2 separate regions of the Homo sapiens genome follow, and region 2 is linked to region 1. The links are chromatin contacts, found by POLR2A ChIA-PET in ENCODE. All regions are on one chromosome and are shown on one strand. The core of a region is the stretch at or near the end of the contact, and the rest is flanking DNA. Distances in the headings are between cores, read along the strand shown. Region 1 has its middle 44 kb from the start of GALNT10. Region 2 overlaps GALNT10 (polypeptide N-acetylgalactosaminyltransferase 10).

What was found. ChIA-PET counts read pairs that join two places held with the same protein, here RNA polymerase II (POLR2A).
Region 2: POLR2A ChIA-PET joins it to region 1 with 12 read pairs in activated CD4-positive, alpha-beta T cell. The contact joins two enhancer-like sites. POLR2A ChIA-PET finds 5 or more read pairs at or near these places in 2 of 52 experiments (WTC11 and activated CD4-positive, alpha-beta T cell).

The regions. Positions count from the first base shown.
Region 1 is chr5:154,144,997-154,147,898 of GRCh38, forward strand. No RefSeq gene overlaps it. Among named protein-coding and RNA genes, the nearest start is that of GALNT10, 44 kb to the right of the region's middle. Within about 2 kb of position 1,560, at least 2 of the 41 ENCODE cell types and tissues checked have a DNase peak (open chromatin) inside an H3K27ac peak, as active enhancers do.
Region 2 is chr5:154,307,457-154,310,305 of GRCh38, forward strand. The region is part of intron 3 of GALNT10 (polypeptide N-acetylgalactosaminyltransferase 10); the gene reads left to right. Among named protein-coding and RNA genes, the nearest start is that of MIR1294, 38 kb to the right of the region's middle. Within about 2 kb of position 1,320, at least 3 of the 41 ENCODE cell types and tissues checked have a DNase peak (open chromatin) inside an H3K27ac peak, as active enhancers do.

The DNA of each region.
Region 1 (2,902 bases), core at 310-2,809:
CTCAAATAAGGGCAGGCGGCATCTTTCCCTTCAAATGTCTTTTTTTTTTTTTTTTTTTTTTGAGACAGGGTCTCACTGTGTCACCCAGACTGGGGTGCAGTGGTGCGATCTCAGCTCACTGCAACCTCCACCTTCCAGGTTCAAGTGATTCTTGTGCCTCAGCTTCCCAAGGAGCTGGGATTACAGATGCACACCACAACACCCAGCTAACCCTTCAGATGTCTTAAAAGACTGGTCCCTCCGCATCACCAAGTACAGCATGGAGTGAGGAGAGGGCATGTTCTTGGGCTGTATGGAGGACTTGGTTAGGAACAGCACTGTGGCTGTTCAGTGCACTTTCTCTCCCTCTCTCACCATCTCTCACACACACATGCACATGCCCGGGTACACACTTACACATATTTGTTCTCACAATGGGTTAACCCCTCCACCACTTATGCGTGACTGCAGTCCTAAACCAGAATAGTAAAGTGGTTCATGGTTCAGGCTCTGATTCACCCAGTGCAGGGCGGGTATCCCCAGCTCTGTCGTCTCCTAGCTGGGCAGCTTTGGGCAAGGTCCTTAACTCTTCCATGAGCTTCCAGTTCCTCATCTGTAAAAGGGGAAAATATTAAAAGTACCTATATGATAAGGTTGTTAGTGAGGAAGTGCTTTTTAAATAGAAGCCATTGTTACTACAATTACCATTACTATAAGTATTATTCCCATGAGAAGGTAGGCTCTGTAAAGACGAGGTCACTATCAATGCCTTGTTCACCCCTCTATCCCCATCTCCTGACATATAATCAGTGCTCAATAAATATGTGGAGAATTAATTAATGACTGTACTTTTGGGAGGCATGGCTTATCTACCTCCCCCATCCCTATGTGATTTCAAGCTACCTCCTCTGGGCTCCCACAGCGTCTGGATACAATAAATATCAAAAGAGTTTCCTATGTGCCAGGCACTGAGATAGGGCCTGCTGGACATTGATTTTCTTGCCTCTGCTCCATGCCACCCGCCCCACCCCCAGTTGTGTGAATCCCACAAGGAGAAAGACTAAGAGTTATAAGTCAGAATAAGTGCTCGGCAAGTTTTGTTTTTTTTTAAGTAGGTAATAGAGCAGTTTATTCTACATGTGAGGAAACTCAACACATTTGTCCAGAGCTGGAGGGGAGTTCTGGTCCCCAGGAGGCCAGAATAATACTGTCTCTGCCCCCACGGCACTGTCCCCTGCCTTGCTGATGATTCGGCACAGAAGGGTCCACGAACACCAGCAGGTAATGGGTGAATGTAGCCAGGGGAGAAGAGAATTGAATTCCACAGTCACCTGCCTAGTCACATGAGAAGATTACCTTTGCCATTATGAATTGCTTTTCATTAAAACAGGGCCTCTTCATAGGTAGTCTTTGAAATGTCAATTTTAATTAAAACCCTAATCCTAATAAGCACATCATAGATTAAACCCAGCCAGAGCAGATTCCTGCTGGGTGAACTTCTCACATGCTTCAGTAGACAAAATTATCTTTAGTAAAAGGGCATGTTCAGGAACATCAAATCTATCAGGCAGCCTCACTCAAAGAAGGGCCTTGGCCATGGTCCCCAACATTACTGACTCTAGGTTTCCAGTGACACATCCCAGAGTGGAGACAGCTGGGTGCCAGTTTCAGGTCAGCTGCTAGTATGGAGCTGGTACTTAACCAAATAGAATCAGAGAATTGCCAGTATTAGAAGGGGCTCTGAGACTGTCTGTCTCATATCCTTTTACAGATAGAGACATTGAGTCCTAGAGAGAGAAAGGGACAGAAACCTGCTGGTAGCAGGAGCAGATCTCCTATACCTCCCAGCTCAGTGACATCCCCACCCTGGTTTTGTCAAATAGGAGCTGCGTATCCCTGGGCAAATCTGTTTCCTTTCTTTTCTTTCTTTCTTTTTTTTTTTTTTTTTTTTTTTGAGATGGAGTCTCACTCTGCCGTCCAGGCTAGAGTGCAGTGGAACGATCTCAGCTTCACTGCAACCTCTGCCTCCCAGGTTCAAGCGAATCTCCTGCCTCAGCCTCCCAAGTAGTGGGATTACAGACACCCACCACCATGCCCAGCTAATTTTTTTGTATTTTTAGTAAAGACGGGGTTTCACCATATTGGCCAGGCTGGTTTTGAACTCCTTACCTCAAGTGATCTGCCTGTCTCAGCCTCCCAAAGTGCTAGGATTACAGGCATGAGCCACAGCGCCCAGCCTGTTTCCTTTCTGAACTTCAAATTCCTTACATATAAAATCAAATAATTTAGACCAGAACAGTAGTTCTCCACCATGACCACACATTAAAATCATCTGGAGAGCTGTAAGAAATGCCAGTGTCTGGACCCACCTGAGACCAATTCTTCATAGTCTCTAGGGTGGACCTGCTCATGAGTGGTTTATAAAGCTCTTCAGGTGATTCTGAGTTGTGTCCAGACTGAGAACCAGGAGACTAGATAATCACTACGTCTCCTTTGCTCTAACAGTTTTTTGTTTGTTTGCTTGTTTGTTTGTTTCTGAGACAAAGTCTGGCTCTATAACCCAGCCCGGAGTGCAGTGGCACAATCTCGGCTTACTGCAACCTCTGCCTCCTGGATTCAAGCCATCCTGCCACCTCAGCCTCCAAAGTAGCTGGGACTACAGGTGTGCACTAACATGCCTGGCTAATTTTTGTATTTTTTTGTAGAGATGGGGATTTCACCACATTCCCCAGGCTGGTCTAGAACTCATGAGCTCAAGCAATCTGCCTGCCTTGGCCTCCCAAAATGCTGGGATTACAGGCGTGAGCCACTGTGCCTGGCCATTGCTCTAACATTTTATGAGTTGAGAACTCCTCTTCCTGGAACCCTCTGTGCATCATACACTCCCACTACTTCCCACTTACCCCCAACTCCCATGTACACT
Region 2 (2,849 bases), core at 70-2,569, 160 kb after region 1:
AAAAACACAAAAAATTAGCCAGGCGTGGTGGCAGGCGCCTGTAGTCCCAGCTACTCGGGAGGCTGAGGCAGGAGAATGGCGTGAACCCAGGAGGTGGAGCTTGCAGTGAGTCGAGATCGCACCACTGCACTCCAGCCTGGGCGACAGAGTGAGACTCCATCTCAAGAAAAAAAAAAAAAAGAAATAATTCTATACAAATTTTTCCCCAAAATTAAAGAGGACGGGGTACTTTCCAACTCACTGTAAAACCAGCATTATCCTGATACCAAAATCAGACAAAGATATTACAAAAAAAGAATTTTACAGACCAATATCCCTCATGAATGGGTTGGGCAGGTGGTATCATCGTCATTATTCACTTTTCTTCAGGTCAGCAACTAGAAGATCAAAGGATAAAGAGGTGTGCCAAAGTCACACAGGTACACCCTGAGCAGGGTTGTATGTTTAGTGAAAAATAATAACAATAAAGTATGAAAAGAAAAACCTAGAATTCTATACCCAGTGAAAATATCTTCCAAAAAAAAAAAGATACCAGATAGAAATAGAGATCTTTATTCACAAAGAATAAAGATCTCTATTTCTATCTGGTATCTTTTTTTTTTATTATTTCTGTCTGGTATCTTTATTCACAAAGAATAAAGATCACTGCAAATAGTAGCCACGTGGGTAAATATATGCTATTTTTCTTATTGTTTAAATCTTTTAAAAGATAATTGTGGGGTAGAATGTAGTTGGAAAGGGATTTGTTACCATGGTTTGCCAACCATTGCGGCATTCAAAACACCCAGATAAAATGGTGGGGAATCAGAAGGAGGGAGTGGACTGTGAGGGAATAGCATCCTGGGCCTAGCAGAGCTGGTGGCTGAGGTCCTATTCAGGGACCACCCACTTGCCCCCATAATAATGTGGCCTTGGTGATGCTGAGTTTGGCTCGAGGAGTAGAAAACTTGATGTTCATAAATATTCCCATAGCAGAAAGGAAGTCTTCTCGAATGGTGATGTAAGCCTGGGGCAAGAAAGGGCAGGGATGTAACAAGAATTGAGCTTTCCTGCCCCACGTGGCATCACCAGCTGTGCATCCCTGTCGGAGACCCTGAGAACTAGGAGAAGCTGTTGGCAGAGCTGCTGCCTGTGCTCTCGGGCTCCTGCTTTGCATGCCCACCCAACTGACGTATCCAGAGCTAACTAGATCAGGAACTTTATCTACGGTAACTGTGTGTTTGTTATGGGCTCCTTTCTACCCTTCCACCTCCAGTCTGCAGCTCATCTGAAATGCAGCCAGCCCTTACTCAGGCTTATTATGCTAAAATGATCAAGAGATAGTCCCTGTCTTGAAGAGATTTCAAGCATATTAGTCACTTAAAACTGTCTCTGAAAGCCATTTATTCATTCAGCAAATATCTATTGAGTGTCTATTTTGTGTGCTTACTGTATGGCCTAGGTCCTAGGGAATCAGCAATGAGCAAATAGTCAAAATCTCCTTCCCTCCTAGAGCTTACATTCCACTGGGGGTAGGGGTGGGAGAGTCATAATATAAACAAACAAATAAATGGATTGATTTTTTAGATAGCAATAAGTGATGTGGGGAAAAAAGATTAACAGGATAAAGGGTAGAAAAAATAATAAGAATGGGGTAGATTTTATTTCAGGGGTCAGGGAAGTGCTGTCAGATAAGATGGCATATGAACAGAGCTATGAAGTGGTGAGAGGCCTAGCAGGAAAGTTGACCAGGGGAAGAGCACTGCAGGCAGAGGAAACAGCAAATGCAAAGGCCCTGAGACCACTGTGCCTGGCTTGTGGAGGCCAGTGTGGCTGGAGCCTGATGATGTGAATGATGAGAAGTTAGGCTGGAGAGGTGTCTGGGTGGTGGTCGGGTTGTAGTGGGGCTGGAGCTTTTCCCAAAATGACTAAGACGGGATGCCACTGGAAGGTTTTGAACAGAGAGTGACATGATCTGATTTTCATGTTAAAAGGATCACTTTGGTTGCTATTTTAAGAATAGACTGTAGGCAGCCAAGGGTGGAAGCAGGGAGACTAGTTAGGAGTATGTTAACAGCAAGGCAGGGGAGCGTGAGAGTGAGTCAGTCCACAGTAGGAGTAGTGGAGTAGCCATGGCTGAATTCTGGACATACTTGGAAGGTGGAGATGGAGGTGCCAGGATTTACTTACAAGAATGTGGATATGAGAATAAGAGAGAAGCCAAGGATAATGCCAAGGTTTTTGGCCAGAGCAGCTGGGGAGATGGAGTTGCCATCTGCAGGAATGGAGATGACTTTGGGAAGAGCAATTTTGGGGAAAATCACGATTTTGATTGCAGACAAGTTTGCGACACTGTTTCACATCCAAATGTCAATGTCAAGTAGGCAGTTGAATAAATGATCTCATTTGTGTTGTGAAAAATGGAAATAGTGACAAGATTTTTTTCTGAGTTGCTGTGTTTTTATTGTGGTTTTAATTAACTCACCTTCCTAGAATATCAGGAAATGCCTGAGGCATAACAGATAGTAAGCCTAAAAATGACCCAAGACCGGACGTAGTCTGTGGCGTGCAGTGTAATGGAGTTTGTGGTCAGCGTTCAGGTTATGGCGAGAGCGGTACCCATAACCTTCCACCCTTTTTGTTGGGAATGAATGACGGGAGTCTGCACCCGCCCCCACCCCATGGTGCAGAGTGGCTTGTCAGACCCTCCATAGAATAGAGACAGGCTTCAAAGACTATTTAGTACTTATTAGCAGTTTTTACCCTTTTTATCATGATTCATGTGGTAGAGCAAGCTCGCCTGACACCTTTATAATGGAGTACTTCAGTATAAGATTAGTGCCCCAGAGATACTCAGAGTTCAAGAGCAA